Regions from separate parts of the Homo sapiens genome. Here all the other regions are linked to region 1. Evidence: chromatin loops called from intact Hi-C (ENCODE). Cell type or tissue: heart left ventricle. All regions are shown on one strand. Links, peaks and the distances in the headings refer to the core of each region. The heading gives the core; the rest is flanking DNA.

Region 1 (7,497 bases), core at 1,639-6,638:
ATGGTTAGGAAAGGTGGGACAGACGCTTCTTTGTAAAATGTGAAGGAAAATAACTGATTTGGAACTTGATGAAGAAGAAGCCACACTGGCAGGGACTCGTGCCCACCGGGGACTCCCCAGCCCGGCCACTGCCCGGGCGTGAGCATCTGGGCAGGCCAATGCTAAGTCGGCTTCTAAAAAAGCTGGCTCAGGAGAGTAAAAGAGTTCGTGCCTCTTCAAGGGTTTATTTTATTTTATTTATTTTATTTTATTTTGTGACGCAGTCTCGCTCCATCACCCAGGCTGCAGTGTGGTGGTGCAACCTCAGCTCACTGCAACCTCTGCCTCCCAGGTTCAAGCGATTCTCCTGCCTCAGCCTCCCAAGTAGCTGGGATTAAAGGCGCCTGCCACCATGACCAGCTAATTGTATTTTTAGTAGAGACGGGGTTTCACCATGTTGGCCAGGATGGTCTCGATCTCTTGACCTTGTGATCTGCCCACCTCCACCTCCCACAGTGCTGGGATTACAGGCGTGAGCCACCATGCCTGGCCAAAGGGTTTATTTTTAAATTGCTATCCCAAGTGATTTAAAGAAAAGAGAGATTAGGGAGTCCAGGAGAGCGTGGAAATAAAACGGCTGAGCCTTTACTTACGTGTATGTTGGTCTCATATTCGGAGGTGACATGGGAGTAGACGGCCAGTGCGGGAAGCGACACCAGGATGGCCCCGATGCAGTGACGTGGTAGCCAGCCGGCGATCCACTCCAGCAGGCGCTTGGTGCAGGCCATGACGTCCTCCAGGAAGAACACCATCCTGCGAGAGGCATGGGGGTTAGCAGGAGCGACGGGGCCCGGGGTGGGTCATCGGCCAGGAGACAGGTGCGAGGCCGCAGCCAGCGCCGCCCTCTGCTCTCTCCCGTGTTGCCCCTGGGATGGGCGTGAGAGCAGGCGTGGGGTGGGAGTCTACCTCCCTCACTTTTGGTAGAAGGCAAGGAAGCCAGGCTTAGCTCATTGTACCTGATTCTAGGGTCACATGTTGCGTTGTGATAAAATATGCTTGTGAAAAGCACATGCTTCGCTCGCCTAACAGAACACGTGAGAGTATCACAGGCCCTGAGGAGAGTCTCCTGGGGGCCACCACGTTGCCGTCACCGGCTCCCATCAGCTTCTGAGGCAGGAGGTCTTGACGGGGGCAGCTTTGGAGGCGTCCTGGAATTCTGTGGAGCCCGTGCAGTTGTCGCAGCAGAAGAGGCGGTCCTGGCATCTGGTGGGCAGGCGCCAGGGACAGAGCTGTCCTGCATGTGGGCAGGTGCCACCCAGGGAGGTTCTGCCCTGCACCCCACACAGCAGCCAAGCCCCTGGGCACCTGCAAAGGCAGAAGGCTGCTGACAGCATCTTAGCCCAGAGGCTGTGTCCCAGCTACAAACAGGGTGCTCTGTGGTGGTGCTGACACACCCTGGATTTTCTTGGAGCGCAGCTCCTGTGGAAACTGAGTGACAGTGGTCTCTGCTGTTTGGGGCATCATCATCAGTGTTTCAGAAAATCACACCACAGGCTGAACCTGGCTCGTGGCGCTTAGACCACCAAACCCGCACACGCGTGCCGTCTGCATCTGGGCTGTCATGTTCATCGTGCATGTTCACCTCTAGCTGGCGGCTTCAGGACTCTCCAGACAGCGGGGCTCTGTTGTACGTGAGGTCCAGCACCACGTATTTCATTTTAAAAGACTTTGTCCTTCTAAGCAGAGCGACTGTATTCACTGACTCCTTTTGCAGGCGTGTGTCTAGCGGGCTTCGTTTCAGGAGTGTGATGTTGACACAATAAAAGTTTCTGTATAAAGAAGCAGCTGAGTGTGCGGGCCAAGAACCACTGTGAGGAGGAGGAACAGGTCTTGGCTGAGTCCAAGGACCCCTGGGCCATGGTGGGGCCACATGGGGAGGTGAAGAGAAGGTGTGGGGTCCTCGTGGGGAGACAGTCCTTCTCTCAAGCTTGCTGCCAGGGAGCTGGGGATAGGCCTGCTGTCCCTGCCTCAGGAGAGGCTGGGCGGGGGCCGCTGTTGTGACTGAACAGCAAAAAAGCCTCTGGCACAGAGCCCCCCGCCCCCAGCCTTCGGGCCTGAACACCTACCATGCCTCTCCCTCTTGGCTGCGTGGTGTGGCCAGGCGAGGGAACGCTCACTCTCCAGCCATTCCCCACATGGACGCAGGCACAGCCTCACCCTTTTAGGGTCCTGGACAGCCCTGGCTTCCTGATATTTAAAGGATAATGAAGACTTTGGAATACTTCCAAGAATAACCACAAATATGCAGAATACAGAGGCCCTAGGAGGGGGGACAGAGGGAACCAAGTTCCCAGTCAGCAGCGGGAAAGATGTGAGGTTGGAGGGGGCCTTCATGCTGGTCCCTGAGACTGCAGGGATCTGAAAATGAGACCTCACGCCTGCTGGGGCAGAGCAGAGAGGGTGATGCAGGAAGCCTCCTGGAGGCAACGGGCGGGGCCTGGGCCAGTCACTGAGGAGGCGCCTGGCTTTCCTCCTGTACAGGAAAGGGATGGGGTGCCCGTATACCCCACAGCGCAGGTTCCCGTCAACCTGGGGTCCTCAACACGGCCCTCAGAGGGGCCAGGGAAGCCTTTCAGGGTCTGGGCCTCTCCCAGGCTTGACGATTCCTGGTAAATGGAACCAAATCCCACCACAGGCCTGTTCAGGGGTGCAGCAGCCACCACCTTCACCAGATCCTTGGGGAGTATGTCTGTGCAGGCAGTTCCAGCGCACCTCACCCCAGCCCTCGGCAGTCTACACCGGGGTTGCCCTCAATGCTTTAGAATTGGGTCTGAAGGAGCAGGGAATAATAGCTAAAGGGTGAAAGTAAAAAGGAATGGAGACAATGCTGGCCTCAGAGCCCTCAAGACGCTACAGCTACCCACATTAGAGGAAAACCTGGGGGTGGACCAGGGAAGGCAGACCTGGGGGAGTGACTGCCCATGAGGATGGGTTTCTTTTTGGGGTGATGGAGGTGCCCGATAGTTACATAGTGGTGATATTCATACAATTCTTCAAATTTGCTAAAAATCACTGAGTTGTCCACTTGAATGAGTTTATTGTATATAAATCATGTCACAATAAAGCAGATCTTCTTTTTTTTCTTTTTTGAGATGGAGTTTTGCTCGTCACCCAGAATGGAGTGCAATGGTGCGATCTCAGCTCACTGCAATCTCCACCTCCTGGGTTCAAGTTGATTCTCCTGCCTCAGCCTCCCGAGTAGCTGGGGTTACACGTGCCCACAACCAAGAATGGCTATTTTTTTTTTTTTGGTATTTTTTAGTAGAGATGAGGTTTCACCATGCTGTCCAGGCTGGTCTCGAACTCCCAGCCTCAGGTGATCCACCTGCCTTGGCCTCCCAAAGTGCTGGGATTACAGGCATGAGCCACCATGCCCAGCCTAAAGCTGATCTTTTTAAAGAGGAAAAACAAACCAACCAGGGGCCTGAGGATGTCTGGTTTGGGTTCTGGGGAAGTGGACCCTGAAAGGGTTTGCAGGCGACGGCTCCTTTGGGAGGGGTCCCCAGAAGCACAGGAGGGCACTGAGGCAGGAGGGGAGGCTGTGCCAGGAAGAGGGCTGCTCGCTGGGGGTGATGGGGCATGAGCCCACAGGGAGTTCTGGGAAACACTGAGCACACGCCACAGACAGCATGGCCCATGGCGGCCTCGGAGGAAGCTGAAAGGGTCCTGGGTACAGTGCAGGTGGGAAGGAGGGGGCAGGAATCCCAGCCTGCCCACCCCAGATGGGAGAAGCCAGCATTCCGGCGCCTCACGCCAGACTCAAAGCCATTCATTTCTGCCCTGGGATGTTGGATAAGGGCAGCAGACGCTCAAGGTCAGGGCTGCCTCCCCATGTCTGTTTGAAGCCCAGCTCCGGGGCACCGTTGCTAGTGGGACTCTGCTAGGCCGGCAGCCATCCTGTTGAGGGTGACAGGACCACCCAAGGGGCTTGTGGTGCCCAGGACGGGGACCACACAGGGCCACCTTCCTGCTCAGGAATACAGAGCCGCTGCGAGCCCCCTCAGGGAGCCAGGCTGGTCCCGAGGGCCCAGCTTTCCCAAGACGCACCTGTGGTCTATTCGGAGCCTCTGTCCCCTTTAAAATGAGCTGTCTTTTTATTATCAGGCTATGTGTGCTCTTTATCCATTCTAGATGTTAGACCTTGTCCGAGGCCTGATCTGCAAGTGTTCCCTCCCGTTCTGTGGGTTCTTTCTCTTTCTTGATGGTGTTCTTTGTAGCGCAACAGCTTAACTTCTGAGGAAGTTGGGCTTGTCTATTCTTTCTTCTGTTGGCGTCACATCCAAGAGACCACTGCCTGAGGCAAGTGCGTGGAGATGCTGTTTGGCTCCGGTACTCTGAAGAGGCGCCTGCTGTCCCAGGCCCACTACCCCCGCTCATGTCTTTTCCTTTCCTTCCTCCAGATTGTTTCCTATCTTCTCACCTTCTCCTTTGCAGTCTCTGAACCTGGAAATCTGGGGACAAGCTGGCAGCGGTTGGGGCTGTGGAGGCACCGCCCCCTCCAGCGAGGTGGTCCCCCCGCATCTGGGCCAACGTCAGGGAGGGAGGATGCTGGGGCACAGGGCTCGGGGAGGACACGGGGACCCATCTCCAGAAATCAGCCAGCAGGGACAGCTGGCTGGGGACCAGTCCAACCGCTCAGCCATAAGCCATGGAGCCAGAAGAGGGAGCTAACGGCTCAGAGCTGGAGACCCAGTCCACGCGGCGCTTACCTGATGGACACCGCGAGGGACAGCACCTCCAGCAGCAGGGCTGCACTGAAGACCGCCAGGGCGGCGGGCGGGGGAGGCACGGTGGCCGCCTCGTACTTCAGGAAGCAGGTGGTGGACAGCGTCAGAAACACTGTGGTCGACAGAAACACATCCAGGAGGGAGCTGAAGGTGGGACTAGCAAACGTCTTCACGGGGGAGTTCTTTATGACCTGTGTGGAGCAGGAGTGGAGCAGAATGACTGGGAGGCCATGGGCGGCCAGGAGCGCAGTTCAGATGGAGAAACAGGCAACACGTGCGGAGCACTGCTGCTCTGGGCCAGGCACAGGGCAGGAAGGCTCTCGGAGGGCTGTCTCCCTCTACTACCCCATTTAACACTGGGGAGTCCAAGGCACAGAGAAGTTAAACTTGCCCAGGGGGCTGGGCACGGTGGCTCACGCCTGTAATCCCGACACTTTGGGAGGCTGACGTAGGAGGGTCGCTGGAGCCCAGGAGTTCCCGGCCAGCGTAACACAGTGAGACTCCATCTCTACAAAAAACTTTAAAATTAGCCAGGCATGGCAGTGCGTGAGTGTGGTCCCAGCTACTCAGGAGGATGACGCAGGAGGATTGTGTGAGCCCAGGAGTTTCAGGCCGCAGTGAGCTATAATCATGCCACTGCACTCCAGCCTGGGCAACATAGCGAGACCCCGTCTACCAAAAAATAAAATAATTAGCTGGGCATAGTGGTTTGTGCCTGTAGTCCCAGGTACTTGGGATCTGAGGTGGGAGGATTGCTTGAGCCCAGGAGTTTGAAGCCGCAGTGAACTATGATCACACCACTGCAGAATTATACCGTTTCCGAAAACAAAAAAACACAAAAAAAACCCTGCCAGGGTCACAGAGCAACTGATTATGACCCAGCACATTCTCATAGACACATTATATATTTAGCTGCAAGATGAGTTACTGACTGGCGCAGGTGAGGTCCCTGCATCTGTAAGGCAGTTGGACGAGAGCAATGTGCAGGGCGGTCCTGCTGCATGGCGGAGTCCTAGGTTCAGCAGGTGCGAAAGCGGGGCTTCGTGGCGGAAGTGGCCGACGGGGATTTAAGTGGCACATCATCGCCTGGGAACCTACGGGGCCTGGCTCTGTGCTGGGGGCCAGTACACTAGAGAGGCACACACTAGTGTTCGGCAATTGAGGGGGAGAAATAACGATGCTGACACGTCCAAGAGGTGACCAGGCCCAGGCCCTGCAAGGCTCTGGGGAGGTGCGATCTCCATTGACGCTCACGGCACCCCACAGGCAGGAACTACCACCCATCTCGGTGTACAGATTGGGAGGCCAAGGCCAGGGGCTACCCCTAGGGCACACAGCGAACAAGGAGCCAGGCCAGGACTTGGCATGGACCGGTTGACTCCTGAGTGTGTCCCTAACCTAGAGGAAGGTGTAGGATCCAAAGGCAGAGGCTGTGGTTGGGAGAGGAAGGGATGTAGCCAGTTCAGCTGCTTTCCATTTGGCCTTGCAACCTTCTGGCAACCCCTGAGAGGCCATGGGTGTCCACTCAGCATCCCGGCCAGGCTCGGGGCTGAGGGCAGGAGCTGGAGACGCACGGAGCGGAAAGGTCTCCTGGCAGCCCTGGGTGCGGTGTGCGTTCTTTGGGACAAACCAGCTCCGGGTGCCTCGACCACTCCCAGGAACTAGGTGGGAGGGCAGGAGGGGCACTTGGACGGTGGGAGCAAGGCTGCCAGTCAGCCCTGATGCCAGGCTGGACCCTGCCAGGGCAACCTGGGGGTTAGGGTTTGGTTCCAAATTCTCTCCAAGGAAGCTGGAGGCTCTGTAGTGCCCAAAAGGGCAAGTCAGGTCCCAGCCCTGGAATCCCCTCAGAAGGTGTGGGAATTTCTTTTTTTTCATTTTTCTTTTCTTTTCCTTTTTTTTTTTTTTTTTTTTGAGATGGGATCTGGCTGTCGCCAGGCTGGAGTGCAGTGGCGCGATCTTGGCTCACTGCAACCTCCGCCTCCCAGGTTCAAGCAATTCTCCTGCCTCAGCCTCTGGAGTAGCTGGGAGGACAGGCACCCGCCACCACGCCCAGCTAATTTTTGTATGATTAGTAGAGATGGGATTTCACCAAGTTGGCTAGGATGGTCTCTATCTCGACCTCGTGATCTGCCTGCCTCGGCCTCCCAAAGTGCTGGGATTACAGGCCTGAGCCACTGTACCCGGCCAGGTGTAGGAATTTCAGGGGCGACACTGCCCATGCCCACTCACCTTGGCAGAGGCCCACGCACGTCCCCTTTCTGTGGGGCTCCATCTAGTGCCCGTCAGGGGTTCGAGTCAGGGCCGGGTGCATGCATGTGATGTCCCTGAGACATCACTGCCTTGCCCACATGTGAGGCCGGAAGGTTTCCACGTGGGCTGCCGTCCTTCTGAGAGCCCACACCTCCCACCTTCCAAGCCAAGGGCTCGGGTACAGGGCCTTTCCTGATTGGGGCTGCCATCTCCTCTGTAGAACTGCCCCATCCATGGACGCTGCCAGAGGCCCCGCTCCTCCCTCCACCTCCCTTGCAGTCTCTCCTGCCTGCCCTGCTACTTGCCAGAGACACCTGTCCCTGCCACAGCCTCCCCCTCTGGGCCACCCCTGGCCCTGATGCCAGAGGCTCCCAGGCCCATCTGCCCCACCCCTGTGCATCCCGGGAGTGCCACCTGTCCCAGTCCCACTGAGAACGACGCTCCCCCACATCATGACACTCTTTCGCCCTCTCTCCCCATG
Region 2 (7,497 bases), core at 1,706-6,705, 350 kb after region 1:
ACTGCCACGCTGGTCACTCACCTGACCCCATGCTGCTGGGAGCGGGGCAGGGATGCAGCCCCATCTTACAGAGGACCCGCTTCCTTCTGCAAAGAGACCAAGTGGTTCTCAGGGTGGGTGCACACAGCCCCCCAGTGCACCCTGCACCTCCACAGGCTTAGGGCCTGCCAGCCACCCTCCCCCAAGCAGGAAAGGAGGAGCTTTTTTTGTTGTTTTTTGAGACAGGCCGGAGTGCAGTGGTGTGATCTCGGCTTACTGCAGCCTCAAACTCCCCAGGCTCAGGCGATCCTCCCACCTCAGCCTCCCGAGTAGCTGGGACCACAGGTCCCTGCTTCCACGCCCAGCTATTTTTTTTTTTTTTTTTTTTTCCGAGATGGAGTCTCACTCCGTCGCCCAGGCTGGAGTGCAGTGGCGCGATCTCAGCTCACTGCAACTTCTGCCTCCCTGGTTCAAGCGATTCTCCTGCCTCAGCCTCCCGGGTAGCTGGAATTACAGACACCTGCCACCACGCCCGGCTAATTTTCGTATTTTTAGTAGAGAGAGCGTTTCGCCATGTTGGCCAGGCTGGTCTGGAACTCCTGACCTCAGGTGGTCCGCCCTCGGCCTCCCAAAGTGCTGGGATTACAGGCATGAGCCACCGTGCCCGGCCACCGGCTGATTTTTTTACTTCAAACGGGATTTTTCCATGTTGCCCAGGCTGGTGTAGAACTCCTGCACTCAAGGGATTCTCCTGCCTCGGCCTCCCAATGTGCTGGGCTTACAGGCGTCAGCCACCGCGCCTGGCCTAGAAGGAGCTTTATTCAGAGCAGGACTCCAACCAGCTCCCTATTAGCCTAGTGATCTCAAGCCTCAGTTTCCCCATCTGTGAGATCGGGAAAATGACAGCAGCTACTGCCAGGCAGGGTTGTAGAGGGGTCATTGAATCCATGGACAGATGGGCCTGACACGTGGTCAGTACCTAATGGTCCTTTACCCCCTCTGGTGTATGACCCACCCCAGGCCAAGGGGCCCTGGAAGAGACTGTCTTTTCCGGGCCTTAGTTTCCCTGAGTGTGCTGGGTCGCCCCGTGCCTTCCAGTAGGGAGGGTGGGGACAGTGGCCGGCCCCGCCTGCCAGGGCGGGATCCTTGGCTACCTGGCCTGGCCGGGGACTGCGGGCGGGGGGCCGGGTGGCTCCGCCAGCGCTGCAGCTGGGGGCCGTCTGCTCGGGCTGCGGTCGGGCACACAATAGCAGCCATTGTCTCGGCCAGGGTGGCGGGGGGCCCGCCCAGCCCACCCTCCGGGTGACCCCCGCCCTGCGGTGGGTGGGAAGGGCAGGGCCCGGTCCCCCGAAGCCCCCGCCGTCCCGGTGGTCCCCGCGGCCGCCCCCGCGCGCTTCCTCCCTCGCCGCAGCCGCTTCCTCCCGCTCGCCCCGCTCTAATTAGTTCCTTTTGCAGCTGGAGGAGCCGCGCAGCGGCCGGTTCCGCGGCCACCCCCACCCCCCACCGACAACCCCAGCCCTCGCCCCAACCCCTGGGCCCTTGCGTGTGGGGGCGCTGCCCTGGGCGCATCCCAGGCTGAGTGCTCGAGAGACGCGGCCCTGGGCTCTGTGCACCCTCCACGCTGCGCTGTCCCACCGGGGGGAAACTGAGGAACGGAAGGCTCCACCAGGAGGCGCAGAGGGGCGTGGGGCCGGCGGGCCTTGCGCTGCGCCCGGGGAGCATCCACGGGGTGCCCCCACCTGACCGAGAGCCGGCTCCTGCCCTCGGGACCCCGCAGTAATTAGCACCCAGGCCTCTGGCTGAGCTTGTCCAGAGCCAGGCTGTCGGCCTTACGCTGGGGAGAGCCACGGCCACCCGCTCATGGGCACTCACTCAGGGTTCCCTGGTTGCAGGCCCGCTGCTCCCCGCTCTGGGCCTCCGAGGCTTTCAGGAGAGCAGGAACCTAGCTCTCGCCTGCCCCCTTCACCCAGCCGGGAACAAAAGCACAGAGCAGAGCCCAGAACTGGCTGCTGCCGGTCGGGGCGGGGGTGGAAGGGGAGGCTTTAAGCCTGGCCAAGGTCAGAACTGAAGCAGGGTCACTGACCGTCTCCCCTCTGGGGTGGGGCCTCCATTGGAGGAAAAACTCTGGGTGGGGAGGGCCTGGAACAGGGATGCTGGGAGGTGTAGGGCTGGGGGCAGCTCCTTCCTTTCCCGGGGGCAGGGACGCAGGCCGTGTGCCGGGCTCTGGCCTGCATTGGAATGAACCCCTGCCTCCCTGGCAGGACCCAGTGGCAGGAAGTGTGTGGGGGTGCCCCTGGGGACTGGACCTGCTGATGAAGGGGGTGCATTGGAGTCCTCCCTCTGGCTTTGGGCCGTGTGGCTGGCCCCACCTGGGGAGACAGGCTCCTCCTGGGGAAGTGTCCCCTGCAGGCCCTAAGAACAAGGTGACTCAGGGCCCCTGGCTCCCCGAGTCCCCATCTGTCCTGGGAAGGCAGTGGGGCAGGTGCCAAAGGATGTTGCTTGGGCAGCGCTGCCAGTGAGTGTCCCCGTCAGCTGGAATTCCCAGTTCCCAAACCATCCTGCCCTTGTGGTCCCCTTCTCCGGAAGGGTGGGGGTGGGGGTGAGGACAGAGGCTGTGGGGAGGCCTGTGGCCCCAGGCCAGCCAAGGGACCAGGCCACCAGCCCTTCCTGGCTCCTGAATTCTTCATCAGCATAAATATTTACTTCCTTCCTCCCCGTCCAGGCTTCCAGCACAGAGGAGCTTCGGGGAGGCTGGATTGCGCCTGTGTCTAAAAATAAACAGGTAGCAGGACGATAGACACACAGATAGACAGATGGAACTGGCAGGGGTTCAGGCAGAGGGCAACTCCCTGTCCAGCCAGAGAAACAGTGGAGGGGACCCTGGTCCATCCATCACTGTCACCCACCCACCTGCTAGCGGGGGTGTGGTCCCTACCCCACCGCATCTCTGGGAGCCCCTGGCCCATGCATGGCCTGGGAGGCAAATTCAAACAATCTGACAGCTCCAACAGGGGCGAATCGCAGACCTAGGTCCCACGGCCTAGTGCAGCTGCCCTGGCTCTGATGATGCAGCCTTGGGAGAGGTGGGCAGCCCCCCTGTGCTGAGACCCCCGTGTCAGCCATGTTGGGGTGGGGTCTGGGGATGTGTCCCTAGAAGCAGAGGATCTCCAGTGAAGGGGGGACCATTTTATGCCCTACTTGCTTGGAGAGTCAGGGCAGAAGGGGAGGACGTGGGAGCTGCCTTCCTGTCCTGCCCTGTGGACAGCATCTCTCCCCACTCACAGGCTATGCTAGCCCCCAGGGAAACACACGGGGGCATATCCAAAGTATTTCACCATGTAGTAGTTATGTCCACCATGGCCGCCCTTTGGTATTGAGTAAAGACCCCAATACCGCGAAAGACGGGATCTCACAGCGTGATTGTGCGGCAGTTAGATTTTCAAGTTGTAATAATCCCAATGAACAAACGCAAGGAAATGTCGTGTTTAACCGCGTAGGAAAAGATTGCTGCTCTGAATGTGAAGTTTGGGTTTAGAATGAAGTGTTGACCTTGTTCTTGGGTCGGTGGATACTGTTAGATCATTTGCATGTGAGGAAAATTACACCAGGTGGGGCGAGGTGGCTCACACCTGTAATCACAGCACTTTGGGAGGCCGAGGTGGGCAGATCACCTGAGGTCAGGAGTTTGAGACCAGCCTGGCCAACATGGTGAAACGCTGTCGCTACTAAAAATAGAAAAATTAGCTGGGTGTGATGGTGTACACCTGTAATCCCAGCTACTTGGGAGGCTGAGGCAGGACAATCGCTTGAACTCGGGAGGCAGAGGTTGCAGTGAGCCCAGATCACACCACTGCACTCCAGCCTGGGTGACTGAGAGACTCCATTTCCAAAAAGAAAATGAAAATTAAACCAGTGAGAAATTCTAAGAAAAATGATGAAAATTACAGCATGGGAAGTGATACTAAAAGAATACCATCTCCAGTAAAAAATAATTTCTACATATTTATATATTAACCGCCAGATACAGCTGGTCAACTCCACCAACCCTGCCCCAGCTGGCCAGGCCAGGCCACAATCCCCAGCTGCCCCCTGGTGGCGACCCAGCGCCCTGGGGCTCCCTGGCTTGCGATGCCTCTCCTCTAGGCCTCTGCAGGGAGGGCGGTGGGGCCCCTGGCTGTGCCCACTTTCTCGGTTTGCCTGGTGCGAGTTCCTTGGTGGTGAGCGTGGCTACCTGCCGGCCATTTCAGAGGATGCTCCTTGCCCCCTGGCCTGGTTCTAGATCTTTGGGGTCAAACAGGGCGGGAGTCCGGAGCATGGCTCCTGCTCTGTCAGAAAAGGCTGTTAGGACACGGCTAGCCAGTTCCCGGGAGATCTGGCTTCAGGCCTTGAATCTTGTTGGGAACAGGCCCCCCAAAATCTGGCTGTAAACTAGCCCCAAAACTGGCCATAAATAAAATCTCTGCAGCGCTGTGACATGTTCATGATGGCCATGACGCCCACGCTGGAAGGTTGTAGGTTTACCAGAATGAGGGCAAGGAACACCTGGCCCACCCAGGGCGGAAAAACTGCTTAAAAGCGTTTGGCTTTTTGTTTGTTTGTTTGTTTTTGAGACGGAGTCTTGCTCTGTCGCCCAGGCTGGAGTGCAGTGGTGCGATCTCGGCTCACTGCAAGCTCTGCGTCCCGGGTTCACACCATTCTCCTGCCTCAGCCTCCCGAGTAGCTGGGACTACAGGCGCCCGCCACCACACCTGGCTAATTTTTTTTTTTGTTATTTAATAGAGTTGGGGTTTCAGCGTGTTAGCCAGGATGGTCTCTATCTCCTGACCTCGTGATCTCCCCGCCTTGGCCTCCCAAAGTGCTGGGATTACAGGTGTGAGTTACTGCGCCCGGCCACAGGCGTTCTTGAACCACAAACAATGGCATGAGTGATCTGTGCCTTAAGGACACGCTCCTGCTGCAGATAACTAGCCAGACCCATCCCTTTATTTCCCATAAGGAATACTTTCAGTTAGTCTATAATCTATAGAAACTATGCTAATGACTGGCTTGCTGTCAATAAATACGTGGGTAAATCTCTGTTCAAGGCTCTCAGCTCTGAAGGCTGTGAGACCCCTGATTTCCCACCCCACACCGCTATATTTCTGCGTATGTGTCTTTAATTCCTCTAGCGCCGCCGGATTAGTCTCCCGACCGAGCTGGTCTTGGCAAATCTGATAGTTTTTCCACTTCTGAGCTCTGCGATCTGAGGCGATGCCTGTAAAAGACGCAGTTTCGCCAAGCGTGGTGGCTCAGGCATGTAGTCCCAGCGTTTTGGGAGGCCAAGGCAGGAGGATCGCTTGAGGCCAGGAGTTCGAGATCAGTTTGGGCAACATGGAGAGACCCGATCTCTACAAAAAAGAAAATTTTTTTTTTTAATTAGCCAGGAGCGGTGCCTGCCTGTAGTCCCAGCTACCAGGGAGGCTGAGGTGGGAGGATCGCTTGAGCCTAGGAGGTCGAGGCTGCAGTGAGCTATGATTGTGCCACTTGCACTCCAGCCTGAGTGACAGAGCGAGACTCTGTCAGCAAATAAAATTCAGTTTCATGGCAAAATGAAGAATGTGAGCTTTGTCTTCCCCAAGAGACTCATGGGAAGCAGATGCGGAATCTCTGAGGAGGCTGTTGGCTCTCCCCCCATGATAGCTGCCGGCCAGGTCGCTCGGAGGGTCTCCCTACCCAGGAGACAACCTCACACTGCCCCCTGCTCCTGCTCCTGTTAGACTGTCATGAGTACAGCCCGAGGAGAAGCCTGGGGTCTCAGTGCCACAGCACAGCTCCTGTCCTTCCCCAGGTTCCTGCGTGAAGACCAGCTGGGAGCCCACTGCCTGCTGCCACCTCCAACTCCGGCCCCCTCACCATGCACTCCCTGGACGAGCCGCTCGACCTGAAGCTGAGTATCACCAAGCTCCGGGCGGCAAGAGAGAAGCGGGAGAGGACGCTGGGTGTGGTCCGGCCCCGTGCTCTGCACAGGGAGCTGGGCCTGGTGGATGACAGCCCCACACCTGGCTCTCCAGGCTCCCCGCCCTCAGGTACTGGCCCTGGGCAGGGCAGGGGGACTTAGCCCTGATCCAGTCATGGTGACAGGGAGAATGGCCAAGTGTGTCCACCAGCATGTAGCTGCAGCCCCTCTCGGCTTCCGGTTCATGGGAAGCCCGCACGCTTGTCCTTCCATCCGCCCAGCATCGTATGTCTGCAGGGAGGTGGGAGCTGCAGTGCCCAGCTCACGTGGCTGGCACACGATGCAAACTGAGGCCTCTAGGCAGATCTGGAACAGAGCTGGTCGGGCAACCAGGCATTCAGAAGGAGCGGCAGTAGTCCCAGGACCTGCACCCTAGGCTGTGGGGTGGTGCCGCTGGCCAACCTGGGCAGTAGAGGCTGGGTCTGAGCCCAGGAGGTGCCTCTCAGGGATTCCCGGTGCTTGGGCCCAGGGTGGTGGGCACCACTTCTGCCCTGCCTCCAAGAGCAGAGTCACCCGAAAACCAGATTCACCGCTTGTCTGAAGGGGAAGGCTATGGGAGCAGCCCAGCCCGAACCTGCCACTTTACAGAAGGGAACACTGAGGCAGGAAGGGGCCTGGGAAAAGCTAGAAAGGTTCCTACCTGCCCGTCTGACAGGGACCCAGGGGCCCTGGGTTCGAGTCCTGTTCTGTTATTAACCCTGCGTGCCAGACCATTCCCGTCTGCAAAGCGGGCACTTCCCCCCTCCCCGGCTCACGGGGGCCAAGCTCTGGCGGCTGGTAAAGCTCAGAGGTGGTGGGTGGTGTCACACACCTGTCAGCTCCACAGGCTGCTCCTCACATTCGTGTGGTCTGGGGGCATGGCTGGTGTCTGCTCCCAAGGTCACAGTGGGGGTTCGGAGGCAGGAGTACCTGGCCCACTGGGACTCTACACTCCAGCACACCCTGAACTGTGCCTCTCCCTCAGGCTTCCTGCTGAACTCCAAGTTCCCCGAGAAGGTGGAGGGACGCTTTTCAGCAGCCCCTCTCGTGGACCTCAGCCTGTCACCACCATCTGGGCTGGACTCCCCCAATGGCAGCAGCTCGCTGTCCCCCGAGCGCCAGGGCAACGGGGACCTGCCTCCAGTGCCCAGTGCCTCGGTAAGGAGGGGTGAGAGTTCCGGAGAGAGGGGTGGACTGGTTTCCTGGGGTTGCCATGACAAAGTACCCCAACACTGAGTGGTTTAAAAAACAGATGTGTTACCCCTCATAATTCTGGAGGCTGGAGTCTACCTGGAAGGCTCTAGGGGAGAACCTTCCCTGCCTCTCTCCTGCCTTCTGGCAGCTTCTGGAAATGCCTGGCACTCTAGCCTGGTAGCTGCTTCACTCCAGGCTCTGCCCTGTCTTCACACGGTCTTTGTCCCTCTGTGTCCGAATCTCTCTCTGGTTTCTCTTATAAAGACACCAGTCATGGCCGGGCACGGTGGCTCACACCTGTAACCCCAGCACTTTAGGAGGCTAAAGTGGGAAGATCGCTTGAGCCCAGG
Region 3 (7,497 bases), core at 804-5,803, 210 kb after region 1:
CCCCCAGTTCCTAATCCCCCACCCCAAAGAGTCAGAATTCTGCTTAAAGCCCCCTCCACGGAGCTGGCCAGAAACCAGACACTGAGTATCTGTACTGACTGATGGGCAGGCCTGTGAGCAGCAGAGACAAGAGAAATCAGAGAAGGAACACGAAAAGGAAAACATGACGGAAAGAAAAGCCCAAGGCAGGGAGAGCATGCTGATAACGCAGCCCCCTGAAAATATAAATATTGCATGAATGTATTAGCCTCATCCCAGCCATTTCCCCCAAAGCAGTGGTGACACCAACAGCTATGACAATGCCCACACAGTTGTGCATCTTTTTTTGTTTTTCCCCTGACTACACAGAAAAACAGATCTGCCAAAGCAGCTCACAGCATGGAGGAGCAGGCAGGGGAAAGTGGGAGGGCCCATCCCCCAAGAGGGCAGACAGTACAGAGATGAGGCGAGGGGTTCTGGGGTTTGCGGAGGGTGGTTAATGAGAAGAAAAGTCCAGGACAGATTCCATCTCATCAGCCCCTATCACAGGCTCCGTGGATGCCCCTTGCAGAACTCACTGTTCTTTCCTGGTCGACTCGTTCCTTGGAAACATTGTCCTGAGTGCCCTGGAACCTCGGGTGTTCTTGTGGAAGGGTCCAGGCCCTCCACAAAGCCAAACGCAACGGCCCCTGTGACAGCATGCACCAGAGTGATAACAATTCTGAGAACCGGGAATTCCTAACTCGAGGTTCTCCTCATAGACCTAACCTGACTGCCAACTGGCTTACCCTGCCTGACCTCAGAGTGCCTCTCCCTCTGCCTGCCTTTCCACTGTCCTGGGTCCAGGATGACTTCCTGGTGCTGAGCTGGTGCATCCTGACTCCTGCCTCGTGGGTAAGGCCCCCAGGACAGCTTGTTCCCAAGAGAAGCGGCTGGCTGTGTACAAAGGAGCCCCTCGAGGCAGCCCGGGCTGGGTCTCCTGGGCATGCACAGACTGTGCACCATGCACATTTCACCATCCAAAGGCTGCTTCTTCCCTGCAGGTCCTGCCCCTCTGCTCCCCACCACCTGCTGTGGAGCCGTGCATGCTAGCCTTGCAAGACTGTTACAAGTTCTCTACTCCCTAGAGTCTATGTGATCTCCCTAATCTCTCTTGGACAACATACACACATATTCACACTTATTGGTATTGAAGGCCCTGGCTTTCCTGCGGTGTGTTCAGTGGACATCTGCATCAAGGTCAGGCGGGAAGGTCAATGTTAAGCCTTGGTGGCCACCGACACCGAGTGGCTGGTGCTGGTTCTGACTCCTAGGAAATTGCTCCAAGTAAGTGTTGATGCATCAGGGAATGGAGAAGAAAGGAAAGGAAAAGCCATGGTGTGGAAACTGCAAAGGAGCAACTCCGCTGCCAAGTGTTTCCACAGGGGAGTTGTGGAAACAGCCTCCTCTGAAATTTGAGAGACTGGCGGCCTAAGGAAAAGGAGCAAGGTCTCCACTGTCCTCTCTGAAACCCAGCGCCTTTGGGATCTGAGTTTTCCAAGACATGCAATAGACAAAGACGCACTGCAAACCAATTAACCCTCTGAGCCCTTCCACGACCTTCACTACAGTCACTTCCAAGAGTAAATTACCTGGATACACCAACCAGTCCCCTCCTGGGTCCGATGAAGGGATCGAGCCCTCGAGCCAGCTTTGAGGAACACATCAGAGAAGTGGCAGTGGGGGAGGCAGATCCTTGTCCTTCCTGGGAACTCCTGTTCTTAGTTGTCGAGTGTCCTAAACCACTGCCCCACCCCTTGAGGAAACCAGGAGCAAGTCCGGGGGATTGGCTCAAAACCCAGGTGGAGGCCGGGTGCGGCAGCTCATGCCTGTAATCCCAGCACTTTGGGAGGCCGAGGCGGGTGGATCACTTGAGGTCAGGAGTTCGAGGCCAGCCTGGGCAACATGGTGAAGTCCCGTTTCTACTAAAAATACAAAAATTGGCTGGGCATGGTGGTAGGCCTATAATCTCAGCTACTCAGGAGGCTGAGGCAGGAGAATCGCTTGAACCCAGGAGGGGGAGGTTGCAGTGAGCTGAGATTGCACCACTGCACTCCAACCTGGCCGACAGAGCGAGACTCCGTCTCAAAAACACAAAAACAAACCCAGGTATATTCAGACCCAAGAGACTATTCACTGTTGAAAGTCAACCCAAAGTTAAGAGGCAGCCGAGGGCTGGGGAACAAACGCGAGACTGTGGGTGTGGAAAGAAGCCAAAATGGACCTGACAATCTCTACGACTCAGGCCTTCGCTGTTTTCCCAGCTCACAGGGAACAAAGGAATTTCAGCTGCTTTTAGCTTATTTGACCCTCACTGATTTAAGATACACTAGAATTTAGCTGCTCTCTGTCCTTCCAAGACAGGACCCAGGAAAAGCAGGTGGAGGCTGACTTGCCTCAATCAGGCCTCCTCATTGAAGCAACAAGACAAGCACACAGGAATTCACAGTTTCCACTCTCCTCCCTAGACCCACACACCTGCCCCGACCCCTGGCCTCAATGAACTCCCAACTCTCCACTGTGTAATAATTCCTGCCAGTGTGGCTCAAAGGGTTAATAAACCAGGACCTCTCAGACAGTTAGGACACAAGCTGATTCACCAACAGGAACCCAAGGACCGCTCCACCACCTAGTGCTTCCTGTAGCGATTTTTTGGTGTTTCGCTACACCCTGTTTTGTCACAGTTGAGAGCACCTGGATTCTTCCCGAGCCCGAGGCTACCCAGGAGGCCCGGAAGCTCCTGAGTGATGGCCCGCTCAATCTTCTCCAGAAAGCAACCTCCCATGTAGGAGCACTGCTGGGAGAGCAGTTTGAAACTGGAAATGGGATTGATGCCGAAGAAGTCCTTATAGGCCTCGCGGTTGGGAAGGTCAAATTTGCTGACATTGGTCTTTGCCAGGATGGTCTTGAAGATGTAGAATTTATCGGGATCTTCCACAATGTCCTTAAAGACCAGTTCTCCATCACTGAAGAAGGTCATTTTGTCCTTGTAAGTCTGCAGGTAGCGGTCAACCAGGAGGGCGTGGATGCGGACCCGGATGGCGTGCTGGCGGATGAAGGCAATCTTGTTCTCCAGTCTGTTCTCGATCACCTGATTCAGGTCTTCTAGGAGGGAGATCTCTTCTTGGAGGAACAGTTCCTGATGGGTGTCCGGCTTATACTCTTGTGGCCAGAAGGAGCTGACGTAAACCCTTGGGGGCTCTGTGACATTGATGAGAGGGGCCAAGCTCCAGAAGAGGGCCCCGTAAACCCGCATGAGCATTTGGGTGGCCAGATTGTCAGCCTTGTTCAGGATGATCCTTATCTGGGATTCACGCCCCTTCAACTGGCGGAAGAGCATCTCCAGCTCTAGACCCACATCCAGCTTTGTTGGGTCAAAGACGACAAAGATGAGGTCAGCTCTGTCGATGAACCACTGGCACACGTCGTTGAAGGGGTAGCCTTTGGGAGACAGAAGTGAGAAGTCAAACTGAGTAGGCCTCCCTCAAAGCCCGCGCACCTCCTTTCAGAACTAAACCATTCTGGGGGTTGAAAGAAGGAACAGCGCTACGGATTTTCTGGGTTTCTACAGACTATTAAAAAATCAATTGCATATCTCCTGTCCCTTGCCAATCTTCAACCAAGAACAGCCTGATCCTTGTTTTTCTTGTTGGTTTGTTTTTTGAGACAGGGTCTCACTCTGTCACCCAGGCTGGAGTGCAGTGGCATGATTATAGCTCACTGCAGCCTCAACCTCCCGGGTTTAAGAATCCTCCCACCTCAGCCTCCCAAAGTGCTGGGGTAATAGGCGTGAGCCACCATGCCCCACCTGATCATTGTTTTAATCTACTGTGAAATCCAAGTTTCCAAGAAAGCTAAATACCTGTTCAAAATGGAGATTGTCCTATTGTCTAAAAGGATCTGGGGCAATGGCAAAGATGCTGAGGGAGAGAAATGAGGAATTAGAAGAACATGAAAGAATGAATGCATTATTTACGGGGAAGGAATGTGGGCTTAGCATTGAGACCTGGACTAGAATTTGAGCTTTGCCCCTGGCGAGCTGTATATTAAATGCCTCTAAGCTCTACCTTTTTAGCTCCAAAATGACAAGAAGAACAATATCAACATCTGAACTGATATAAAGATTACCATGTTGCTGTAAATATAGGACAGCACCTAAAATTCCAGTCATACAGCTGGTGCAGAATACATTTTAATTCCATTAGCTTCTTATTTCCTAGTTTTCTTTGCAAATAAGAAAACTGAGGAGATGAGGACTACCTGTCTTAAAAACATTGAAATCTTTTTTTTTTTACAATAATGTATAAAATTATCCAACGTGTAGTAGGGGTACAATTTACTATTATAATTATTAACATTATTAACATTACTAATAATACTACTAATGTCATTATACCATAATAATATAATTAAATATACTATAATATTATTACTAATATTACTACTAATATTATTAATTGCTTCTAATATTACTGCTAATATCATTACTACAAGATCTATTTATAACCACAATTGGAGTTGTAACCATAAACTGAGATCCACCGTCTGCTCACACATTCCTGCACTGCCCTGTTCAGGACTCACTGCAGACAGCCTTGCCTCATGGCAGGACTCAGTGGCCTACTCCATAGCCACATGCCTGGTGGATCTGGCTTCTAGTCTTGTGGCCTGGTTGTCAGCCTTGTTCATTAAATACATTCACACTGTTGCACAACCATCATGGCCATCCCTCTCTGGAACTTATTCATCTTCCCAAATTGAAAATTCTGTACCCATTAACAGTAACTGCCCATCTCCCCTTCCCCCCAGCCCCTGGTTAAAACCACTCTGGTTTCTGTCTTTCTCATTTTGCCTACTCTCATGTAAGTGAAGTCAGACATTAGCATTCCCCTGCTACCTGAGGGCAAGTAGGGCTTTGAAGAAGCCTGCTAAAGGCTTATGGGGAAGCAACCCTGGAAAAGCAGAAACCGGGAATAGGAGGAGTTGAAGGTCAGGTTCAACCTACAGCAGGCCCAGGAGCACCAAACCCAATTTAGCCAGAAGTCAAACATACTGGTACTGGGATCCAATTAGTCCAGGCCCTTGGCTACACAGGACACACAGGGCCTCCCAAAGACAACTGAGCCCCAGCTTGAACCTCTCAGAGCTGCTTGCAGAGAGGACTAGGCCCCCACTTTGGAAAATATTGCCGTCTCCAAACCAAATCAGTCCTTGGGGAGGTAGGAGCACCAGGCACTCCAAAACCCAGATGGCATCGCAGTAACGACAAGAAGGGTGGAAGTTAAGAATGCCTCTCCTGGTCTTAGGCAACACTGGGCACACTTCCTCTCCCTGCCTGCCTACCACCCACTGTCAAAAGTAGTTTTCTTTTCTTCCTTTTTTTTTTTCTGAGACAGAGTCTTGCTGTGTCACTAAGGCTGGAGTGCAGTAGCATGACCACAGCTCACTGCAGCCTTGACCTCCTGGGCTCAAGCAATCCTCCCAACTCAGCCTCCCGAGTAGCTGGGACTACAGTCATGTGCCACCATGCCAACCTAATTTTTATATTTTTTGTAGAGGCGGGGTTTTGCCATGTTGTCCAAGCTGGTCTAGAACACCTGGGCTTAAGTGATCCACCTGCCTTGGCCTCCCAGAGTGCTGGGATTACAGGTGTGAGCCACTGTGCCCAGCCTTATTTATTCATTTATTTATATAAGTTAGGGTCTCACTCTTGCCCAGGCTGGAGTAGAGTGGCACGATTACGGCTCATTGCAGCCTCAACTTCCTCAGCTCAAGCAATCTTCCCACCTCAGCCTCCTGGGTAGCTAGGACCATAGGCACATGCGAACATGCCTGGCTATTGTTTAAATTTTTTTGTAGAGATGAGGTTTCACTATGTTGCTCAGGCTGGTCTTGAACCTCCGGCCTCAAGGGATCCTCCTGTCTTGGTCTCCCAAAGAGTTGGGATCACAGGCATGAGCCATCATGCCTGGCCAAAAATAATTTTTTGAAACAGAGCTTACACTGTTCAGAAATGAGGGCTAAATTACCTCTTTCTTGCTGCTTGCGGTTCTCGATGATGCCTGGTGTATCCACAAAAGTGACCCTCTCCAGAAGTTTGTGGGGAACCTCAATGCCAATCAGCTTCTCTAGGAAATTCTGGCCAAACTTCTCAAGGGGTGAGAAGGAACGGGCGCTGTCAGCAGCCATGACGATGCCCTCGATGGTTTTCAGCTTAGGCCCATGCATGAGGACCGTGAACTCAGAGGTGGTGGGTTCAGCGCCTGGGCACACGGGGTGAGAGGTGAAGGAATACATGATCTCTGTGAAACAGATCTACTGAGAAGCATGTGTATATGCCTGGTGTCACAGGGAGACTTTTGCAACAGAATTGGATATGTTTGCCAAGCTATTGGGGCTTTCTTTTAATTGTGGTAAAACATACATAACATAAAATTTACCTTTTTTTTCTTTTTGAGATGGAGTCTTGCTCTGTCACCCAGGCTGGAAAGCAGTGGTGCAATCTCAGCTCACTGCAGCCTCCATCTCCCAGGTTCAAGCGATTCTCCCACCTCAGCCTCCCGAGTAGCTGAGATTACAGGCACTCGCCACCATGCCTGGCTAATTTTTGTATTTTTAGTAGAGACAGAGTTTCACCGTGTTGGCCAGGCTGGTCTCGAACTTCTGACCTTAATGATCTGCCCACCTTGGCCTCCCGAAGTGCTGGGATTACAGGTGTGGGCCATTGCTCCTGGCCTAAATTTACCATTTTAATCATTTTAAAGCATGCAGTTCAGTGGCATTAAGCACATTCACCCTGTTGTGCAACCATCGCCACCATCCAGGTCCAGAATGTTTTTATCTTCCCAACTGAAAACTCTGTATCCATTAAACAGTCATTCCCCATTTCCTCTTCCCCCAGTCCCTGGTTACAAGCACTCTGGCGTCTCTCTCTCTGATTTTGCCTTCTTTTTTTTTTTTTTTTTTTTTCCTTTTTGGAGCAGAGTCTCACTCTATCGCCCAGGCTGGAGTGCAGTGGCATGATCTCAGCTCACTGCAACCTCCGCCCCCGGGTTCAAGCGATTCTCCTGCCTCAGCCTCCCAAGTAGCTGGGATTACAGGTGCCCAGCACCATGCCCAGCTAATTTTTGTATTTTTAGTAGAGACAAGGTTTCACCATCTTGGCCAGGCTGGTCTTGAAGTCCTGACCTTGTGATCAACCCACCTCGGCCTCCCAAAGTGCTGGGATTACAGGCGTGAGCCACCGCGCCCAGCCGCCTACTGTCATATAAGTGAAATCAGACAGTATTTGTCCTCTTGTGTCTGTCTTCTTTCTTTTAGCATAATGTCTTCATGGTTCATCCATGTAGCAGATATCAGAATTTCATTCCTTTTTAAGGCTGAATAATAATTTATGTATGAACAGACCACATTTTCTTGATCCTTTCATCCATTGATGAACATTTGACTGGTTTCCATGTTTTGGCTATTGTGAATAAT
Region 4 (7,497 bases), core at 1,163-6,162, 200 kb after region 1:
GGTGCAGAGGTGGTAAGATCCCACTGTCACCAGCCCCAGAATATTCCACATTCCATAGCAGTTTCCCTATATCCTGCCTCAAAGCCCCCACTTTAAATGTCCCCAATTTAATCTGTTTTCTGCTGGATCCTGACTAATACAAAGAGTGTAGAGAACAAGGGCAGGCCTGGGAATCGGGAGACCTGAATTTAAGTCTCATCTTTGCCACCAGCTCCCTCCGTGACCCTGGGCCACATTTTTCCATTTCCAGGCCTCAAACTTCCTCAATTTTAAAATGAGTGGGTTGGGTCCGGACACAGGGCCTCATGCTTGTAATCCCAGCCCTTTGGGAGGCGGAGACAGGGGTATTGCTTGAGGCCAGGAGTTTAAGTCTGGACAACATCGTGAGACCCTGTCTCTAAAAAAAAATATATATATCTATATATATAGATATATAATAGACATATATAGTATCTATATAGATATATAGACACATATATAGTGTATATAAAGATATATAGACATATATAGATATATATAGACATATATAGACATATATATAGACCTATATAGACTATATATAGACATATATATAGACCTATATATATAGACTATATATATAGACATATATATAGGCCTATACATAGACTATATATATAGACCTATACATATAGACACAGACTATATATATAGACCTATATATAGACATACAGACTATATATAGACATATATAAGACCTATATATAGACATATATAAGACCTATATATAGACATATATAAGACCTATATATATAGACATATATAGACCTATATATATAGACATATATATAGACCTATATGCATATAGACATATATATACCTATATATAGACCAATATAGACCTATATATATAGACCAATATAGACCTATATATATATAGACCTATATATATAGACCTATATATATATAGACATATATATAGACACACATACACACACACAAATGAGTAGGCTGGACTATATGGCTCTTTCATGATCCAATTCCCTGCCACTTCTAGGTGTTAAGTTACAGGAGGAGGACACAGATGAGAATAAAAGCTCCCTAGTGAATACGGCAATGATGGCCAGGTTGGCCACTAAGCAGCTCTCCCCACTCTCCACCATTGTATCAGCTCATTCTTACCCAGAAGTCACCTAACTCCTTTCCAAGGACTTTCCTTCTCTTCTCAGGCCATCAGGGTACCAGATGTCTAAATGATCTCCACTCCAAAGCAACAGCCAAGAAAACCCAGGAAATTAAAAATAAATTCCTTTTTCCTTTCAGTAACTCCCTGCCCAGCCCTGGGTTAGCTGGAGAGGTCCCTTCCCAGGTTCCAGTATACCCAGGGGGCCAAACAGGGAAGCCGTTCCACACTGACACCAAAACACTCTCACAGGGAGTGATCTATCTCTGCCCTGGGAAATGCTGGGGACACAGCTGGCTTGCAGGGCAGAGGGAGTGACCTAAACCAGCATCCTGTCAGAAGACATGCAATGCCCTGCATTGAGATCCCTGTCACTGGGCAGGTTTCAAAGAGAGGCCAGGCAGGGTGCGGTTGCTCCTACCTGTAATCCCAGCACAGAGGCTGCAGCGGGAGAATCGCTTGAGATAAGACGTTTGAGACCAGCCTGGCGACAGAGCGAGAAGCCCAATTTATTTTATTTTATTTTTGAGACGGAGTTTCACTCTTGTTGCCCAAGCTGGAGTGTAGTAGCACGATCTGGGCTCACTGCAACCTCCACCTCCTGGGTTCAAGCGATCCTCCTGCCTCAGCCTCCTGAGTAGCTGGAATCACAGGCCTGTGCCTCCACACCCGGCTAATTTTGTATTTTTAGTAGACGGGTTTTACCATGTTGGTCAGACTGGTCTCGAACTCCCAATCTCAAGTGATCCACCTGCCTTCGCCTCCCTAAGTACTGGGATTACAGGCGTAAGCCACAGCGCCCGGTAAACTTTTTTTTGTTCGTTTTTGTGTTTAAGACAGAGTCTGGCCTTGTCAGGCAGGCTGGAGTGCAGTGGCTTGATCTCGGCTCACTGCAACCTCTGCCTCCCAGCTTCAAGCAATCCTCCTGCCTCAGCCTCCCGAGTAGCTGGGACTACAGGCGCCCGCCACCACGCCGGCTAATTTTTGTATTTTTAGTAGAGGGTTTCACCATATTGCCCAGGCTGGTCTGGAACTCCTGACTTTGTGATCCGCCCGCCTCAGCGTCTCAAAGCGCTGAGATTACAGGCTTGAGCCACCGCGCACGGCGTTAGCAAAAATTCTTTCAAATAAAAAATTAGCCAGGTGTAATGATGCACACCTGTAGTCCCAGCTACTGGGAAGGCTGCGGCAGGAGGATCGCTCGAGCCTGGGAGTTTTGAGATTGCAGTGAGCTGAGATCAGGCTACTGCACTCCAGCCCGGGCGACAGAGCGAGGCTCCGTCTCAAAAAAGATAAAAAAGTAAAAACCTAAATTAGCCGGGCATGGTGGCGCGCGCCTGTAATTCCAAGTACTCGGGAGGCTGAGGCGGGAGGATCACCCAAGCCCAGGGAGTTCGAGGTTGCAGTCTCAAAAAGAAAAAAGAGTAGAAAAGAGAGGAAGAAGGTAGGAAGGAAGGAAGGAAGGAAGGAAGGAAGGAAGGAAGGAAGGAGGAAGGAAGGGAGGGAGGGAGGGAGGGAAGAAAGAGAAGCTAATGACCACTTGATCCTCGTAAGGCCTTTTCAGTTCCTAAAATGACTGATTCAGGAAACCCCAAGAGCCACAAGAGTCATTCTATTCAGATGATGACCCTCCCTGACCCTCCTGGTTTCTGGAGTTTTCATTCGCTAAGGGCTGCCCTTCGGTTTTCAATTACTGGCGGAGAGGGCGGTTCGTTTCTGGCGGGGAAGGGAGGTGACATTCCGGTAGGAGAATCTCCTAAAACTCGCATTTCCTGTTTGCCCTGGGCGCCGGCCTCAGGTGGAAACCTCACCCCGATAACTGAGGGCAGCAGTCGGCCTTGGGCGTTCTTCCGTCACCCAGGTCTCCAGAACCTCCCGGACTCAATGGCAAGTCACTGCACAAGTTCAGGGCCTTTTCGGTCCCGATCGAGGATCTGGAGATCTCGGGGCTTCCCGGTCGTCTGCCCCACAGCCCACGAGGCGGACCGACCTGCGGGGTGAGGCACCGGGAGCGCATGGCAGCCCCGGCCTCGGCCTCCTGGCGCCCTCCCAGCCACGCGGTGAATGCCTGAGAGGACAGAGGTTCGCGGCCCTCCCCATCCCACCGGCAGCGACCGCAAAGCCCGGGAGCTGAGTCCGCGGCGTGAAGCGGCGGAGGTCAGCAGCGAGGGGGCAGGGCCGGCGCTGGCGGCCACGGAGCTTGCGCGTCGCTGGGCTCGGAACCCAGGGACGCGAGCCAGCGCTGGGAGCTGGCGGAGAGACGGCTCTGCCATCCGGCTCAGGCAGTGGGCGCCCGCCCCGCCCCCAGCGCCCACGCGACTCCGGCCCCGAGGCTCTCCCGAGCGCAGCGTTCTGGAAGCGCCGCCGCTAAGCGTCTGCGTCTGCGCCTGCGCTGACCCCAGTCCCGGACTCGGTCCGAGGCGCGCAGCCCGGAGGGGGCGGGGCCGAGCCCGAAGGGAAGGCAGTGCGCATGCGCGGGGCGAGCCGGCCGGCACTGTCACAGCTGAGCGGCCGCGAGATCGGTCCCTGTCCGCAGGGTCGGGTAGTGGCCCCCTCGGGGACAGCGTGTGAGGATTCGGGCGCGAAGGACGGGGTCAGATTCAGCCAGGTGCCCACTTTCCCCACGGTCACGACCCTGGTCCAGAACTGCCCTGCCCCGGGCCTCAGTTTCCCCACTAAGGAGAGGAGGCGTGCCGGGGAAATCTGAGGCCCTCCCCAGCCGCGACCTTTTCCCTCAGACGAAGGAAGAGTGGTCGTACCCGGCCGCGATCACCGAAGCCTCCAGCCCTGTCCCCGCACGGATGCTGGAAGCCCGTCCACGCCGCGCGGGGAGTGGTGGCCCGGGTGCTCCTACGACCTGGGGGCCCTGTCACCGCGATCTTAATTGATTCCCAAAGGATCCAGAAAAGGGACACATTGGCGCCCGCCCAGGGCGGGCGGGGTCCCCCGGGCGGCCAGGCCGATGGGGTGGATGGGCTTCTGCTCGCGGCCGCCTTGTGGGGCGCTGGCATCGGATTGGAGTGGGGCAGCATCGGGGGAGGACAGAGACCCCACGCTCCCCCCAACGCAGCAGACCCAGGGGCAGGCCCTTGGCTCCTGCATGCCACGCTCCGGCCTCCCCATATCGCCCTAGCACCGCTGCCCGCTGGTCTTCCCTTCTCAGAAACCTGCAGTGGCCTCAGGCCTAGACTCCCTGGGCTTCCCCTGAAGGCCCAGTATTCCCTAATTCACCTCCTCTCACCTTGGCTGCTCTTCCATTCCCTTATCCCCGCCACACACAGCGGTCTTCCCTTGTCTGCGTCTGGGCGCCCTCGATCTTCCCGTGCTCCACCCCCCTAATCTGTGACCCACCAAACCTGCCCATCCCTCAAAGTGTAGCTAAAACTCCACTCCTTCCCCAACCAAACTCCATAGCCCCACAGTGTGTCTCAGTATTCTCTGAAGAGCCCTGAGGTTGTGTCAATTGATTCTTCTCAACAGAAGTAATCCATTACATAATTTATCAACTTATATGCATTGATCAGGCTTTGCAAATAATTACATTTGCAAATGAGAAAGACAGTCCTTTGCCAGACCCCTGTATCCTGATTTGCAATTGTGCGCTGTATCCCTTACTAGATGGCTACATCCCCCAGGGGAGAGACTATGCCTTAATATGCAGAATATCTAAATTTTTTTGGAATCGTGGTGGGAAAAAATTAAGAAGTTTGGAAAAAATGGAAATATAACATCTTTTTGCACTCTTCACAATACAAAATCTCATCTTTTAGTGGGTCTGAAAAATATACAGTGCACAATATGCTGTCAGCTCTAGATTACCGCAAATCAATGTGATGGAATAGAGTAGAAAGGATATTGGGATGGGTACGAAATTGGCCTTTTGGTGTGGTTTGTCTTGCATTAGCAGAGTGAACTCAGGCCGAACTCAGGCAAAACTGCACCTCTGTAGATGCAGTTTCCCCACATTAGATTTGGATTTAGGAATAAGAAATATCCCTGCCCCCATCTACTTTACAAGATCATGGTAAAGATCAAATATGAAATGGAGATGGAGTTAAGATTTTTTTAAAGTATTTTTTTGTTCAGGAAATAATCCTCAGTAAATTTTCTAATGAAAATTACTTTATATATATATATATGTGTGTGTGTATATATATGTATATATATAATTTTTTTTTTTTTTGAGACGGAGTCTCACTCTGTCACCCAGGCTGGAGTGCAGTGGCGCCATCTCGGCTCACTGCAAGCTCCGCCTCCCAGGTTCACGCCATTCTCCTGCCTCAGCCTCCCAAGCAGCTGGGACTACAGGCACCCGCCACCACACCCGGCTAATTTTTTTTTTTATATATATTTAGTAGAGACGGGGTTTCACCGTGTTAGCCAGGGTGGTCTCAATCTCCTGACCTCATGATCCACCCGCCTCGGCCTCCCAAAGTGCTGGGATTACAGGCGTGAGCCACTGCGCCCAGCAAATTTTTTATATATTTTATATATAAAAAATATAAAATATATATAGATATATATAGAGATATATAATATATATATATTTTTTTTTGAGACAGAGTTTCGCTCTGTCGCCCAGGCTGTAATGCAGTGGCGCGATCTCAGCTCACTGCAATCTCCACCTCCCAGGCTTAAGCGATTCTCATGCTTCAGCCTACAAGTAGCTGGGACCACCGGCATGCACCACCACGCCCAGCTAATTTTTGTATTTTTGGTAGAGACGGGGTTTCGTCATGTTGGCCAGGCTGGTCAGCATTCTACAGACAACCTCATGTCACATCACACTACTCTCAGTTTCTATTTGTTTTGTTTTTTAACGGAGACAGGTTCTTGCTCTGTTTCCCAGGCTGGAGTGCAGTGGTGGGATCATGGCTCACTGCAGCCTCTACCTCCTGGGCTCAAGCGATCCTCCAACCTCAGCCACCTGAGTAGCTGGGACTACAGGCACATGCCACCACACCCAGCTAATTTTGTTGTTGTTGTTGTAGAGAGGAGGTCTCACTATGTTTCCCAGGCCAGTCTTGAACTCCTGTCCTCAAATGACCTTCCCACCTTGGCTTCCTAAAGTGTTAGGATTACAGGTGTGAGCCACCTAGCCCAGCCAGTTTGTTTTTCTAATGCTTTTTTATTGCCTTTACTTTCTTCTAAAGAAAAATGATCTGAGGTGAGAGGATCACTTGAGCCCAGGGGTTTGAGACTAGCCGGGGCAAGATGACAAGATCCCATCTCTCTAAAAAAAAAAACACTCAGCCTGGAGTGTAGTGGTGCCATCTCAGCTCACTGCAACCTCTGCCTCCTGGGTTCAAGCAATTCTCCTACCTCGGCCTCCCAAGTAGCTGGGATGACAGGCACCCTCCGCAATGCCTGGCTAATTTCTGTATTTTTAGTAGAGACTGGGTTTCACCATGTTGACCAGGCTGGTCTTGAACTCATGATCTCAAGTGATCTGCCCACCTCGGCCTCCCAAAGTGCTAGGATTGCAGGCATGAGCCACCGCACCCAGCCAAAAAAAAAACCTTTTTTAATTAGCTGGGTGTGGTGATGTGCACCTATAGTTCCAGCTACTTGGGAAGCTGAGCTGAGGAAGGAGGATCGTTAGAGGCCAGTAATTCAAGGCTGCAGTGAGCTGTGGTTGCATCACGTCACCCAGCCTGGGTGCAGCCTGGGTGACAGAGTGAGACCCTGTCTCAAAAAACCGCACAGACACCTTCTTTACTCCCCCAAACCCACTTATTCACTCTGATGGCACACGGGTGATGAGCTCCTGTGTGTCAGGCACTGTGCTAAGTACCTGGCCACCTGTTTCCCCACACTCATGGACTTTACATATGTATTTGCACACACCTTTTGCATATAACCATGTGTAACCCCCATGGATTCAGATGATACATCCACTTACCCTTAAAAATACTCCATTCATGCCCCTCACTTTATCTATGTTTATCCTGGTCCCGGATTGTGCTTTCTCCGTTTTCTGTTTCTGTTTCTCTATCATCTTAATGGCAGACAATGTGAAGATGGTGAGGCTTGTGAAACAGTACAATTTTGAGGCAGATTCTGGCATATTACTTAACATTTATCTTTAAAACAGTCCTCCTTCTTCCAGGCAAGAGCTCTGGATTTCTCCCGGGAAAGGGTGGAAGAGGGACGCAGGGTTGGGTGGGTGAACAGGAGTGGCCTTAGTTGGGTCATGTTGCTCAGTTGCTCAAAGACCAAGGACTGCAGACTCTCCCTTTCTCCCCAGGGCCCAGTTTTTTCCCTTTCAAAACCCGCTGTCTACCTGCAAGATGGCTCACATCTCTAATCCCAACACTTTGGGAGGCTGAGGCAGGAGGATGGAATAAGGCCAGGAG

The links. Hi-C counts contacts between places; a loop is a spot of excess contacts. Peaks named below come from ENCODE experiments on the same cell type or tissue, not always from the same donor. Only the 100,000 strongest peaks of a DNase experiment are listed, where the experiment ranks them.
Region 2: a loop joins it to region 1, with 7 times the contacts of the local background. A loop is called at or near these places in 26 of 110 quality-filtered maps.
Region 3: a loop joins it to region 1, with 2.6 times the contacts of the local background. A loop is called at or near these places in 28 of 110 quality-filtered maps.
Region 4: it touches region 1 in a loop (2.7-fold over the local background); 34 of 110 quality-filtered maps call a loop at or near these places.

The regions. Positions count from the first base shown.
Region 1 is chr16:3,978,484-3,985,980 of GRCh38, forward strand. ADCY9 (adenylate cyclase 9) reads right to left here. Exons shown (of 11, transcript NM_001116.4): 7 at 4,749-4,957; 8 at 633-792. Among named protein-coding and RNA genes, the nearest start is that of TRIDDENT, 32 kb to the left of the region's middle. RefSeq lists enhancers at 3,442-3,965, 3,966-4,488. In heart left ventricle, for the core only: CTCF peaks have their summits at 4,700 (motif pointing right) and 4,899; DNase peaks (open chromatin) are centred at 4,698 and 6,008.
Region 2 is chr16:4,326,409-4,333,905 of GRCh38, forward strand. It overlaps GLIS2 (GLIS family zinc finger 2), which reads left to right. Exons shown (of 7, transcript NM_032575.3): 2 at 5,807-6,044; 3 at 6,939-7,111. The coding sequence starts at 5,873. It overlaps GLIS2-AS1 (GLIS2 antisense RNA 1), which reads right to left and starts at 1,932. Exons shown (of 4, transcript NR_110901.1): 1 at 1,852-1,932; 2 at 22-86. RefSeq lists an enhancer at 2,160-3,160. In heart left ventricle, for the core only: CTCF peaks have their summits at 1,943 and 4,070 (motif pointing left); DNase peaks (open chromatin) are centred at 1,943 and 4,063; H3K4me3 peaks cover 1,019 bases; H3K27ac peaks cover 2,033 bases.
Region 3 is chr16:4,189,506-4,197,002 of GRCh38, forward strand. It overlaps SRL (sarcalumenin), which reads right to left. Exons shown (of 6, transcript NM_001098814.2): 5 at 6,048-6,281; 6 at 1-3,459. The coding sequence ends at 2,648. Among named protein-coding and RNA genes, the nearest start is that of SRL, 49 kb to the right of the region's middle. In heart left ventricle, for the core only: no CTCF peak of the experiment used is centred there; no DNase peak of the experiment used is centred there; H3K27ac peaks cover 198 bases.
Region 4 is chr16:4,180,441-4,187,937 of GRCh38, forward strand. It overlaps LOC105371062 (a long non-coding RNA gene), which reads right to left and starts at 3,518. Exons shown (of 2, transcript NR_188654.1): 1 at 2,953-3,518. RefSeq lists silencers at 3,086-3,735, 3,746-3,815 and an enhancer at 3,388-3,682. In heart left ventricle, for the core only: CTCF peaks have their summits at 3,294 and 3,497; DNase peaks (open chromatin) are centred at 3,561 and 4,041; H3K4me3 peaks cover 1,783 bases; H3K27ac peaks cover 1,417 bases.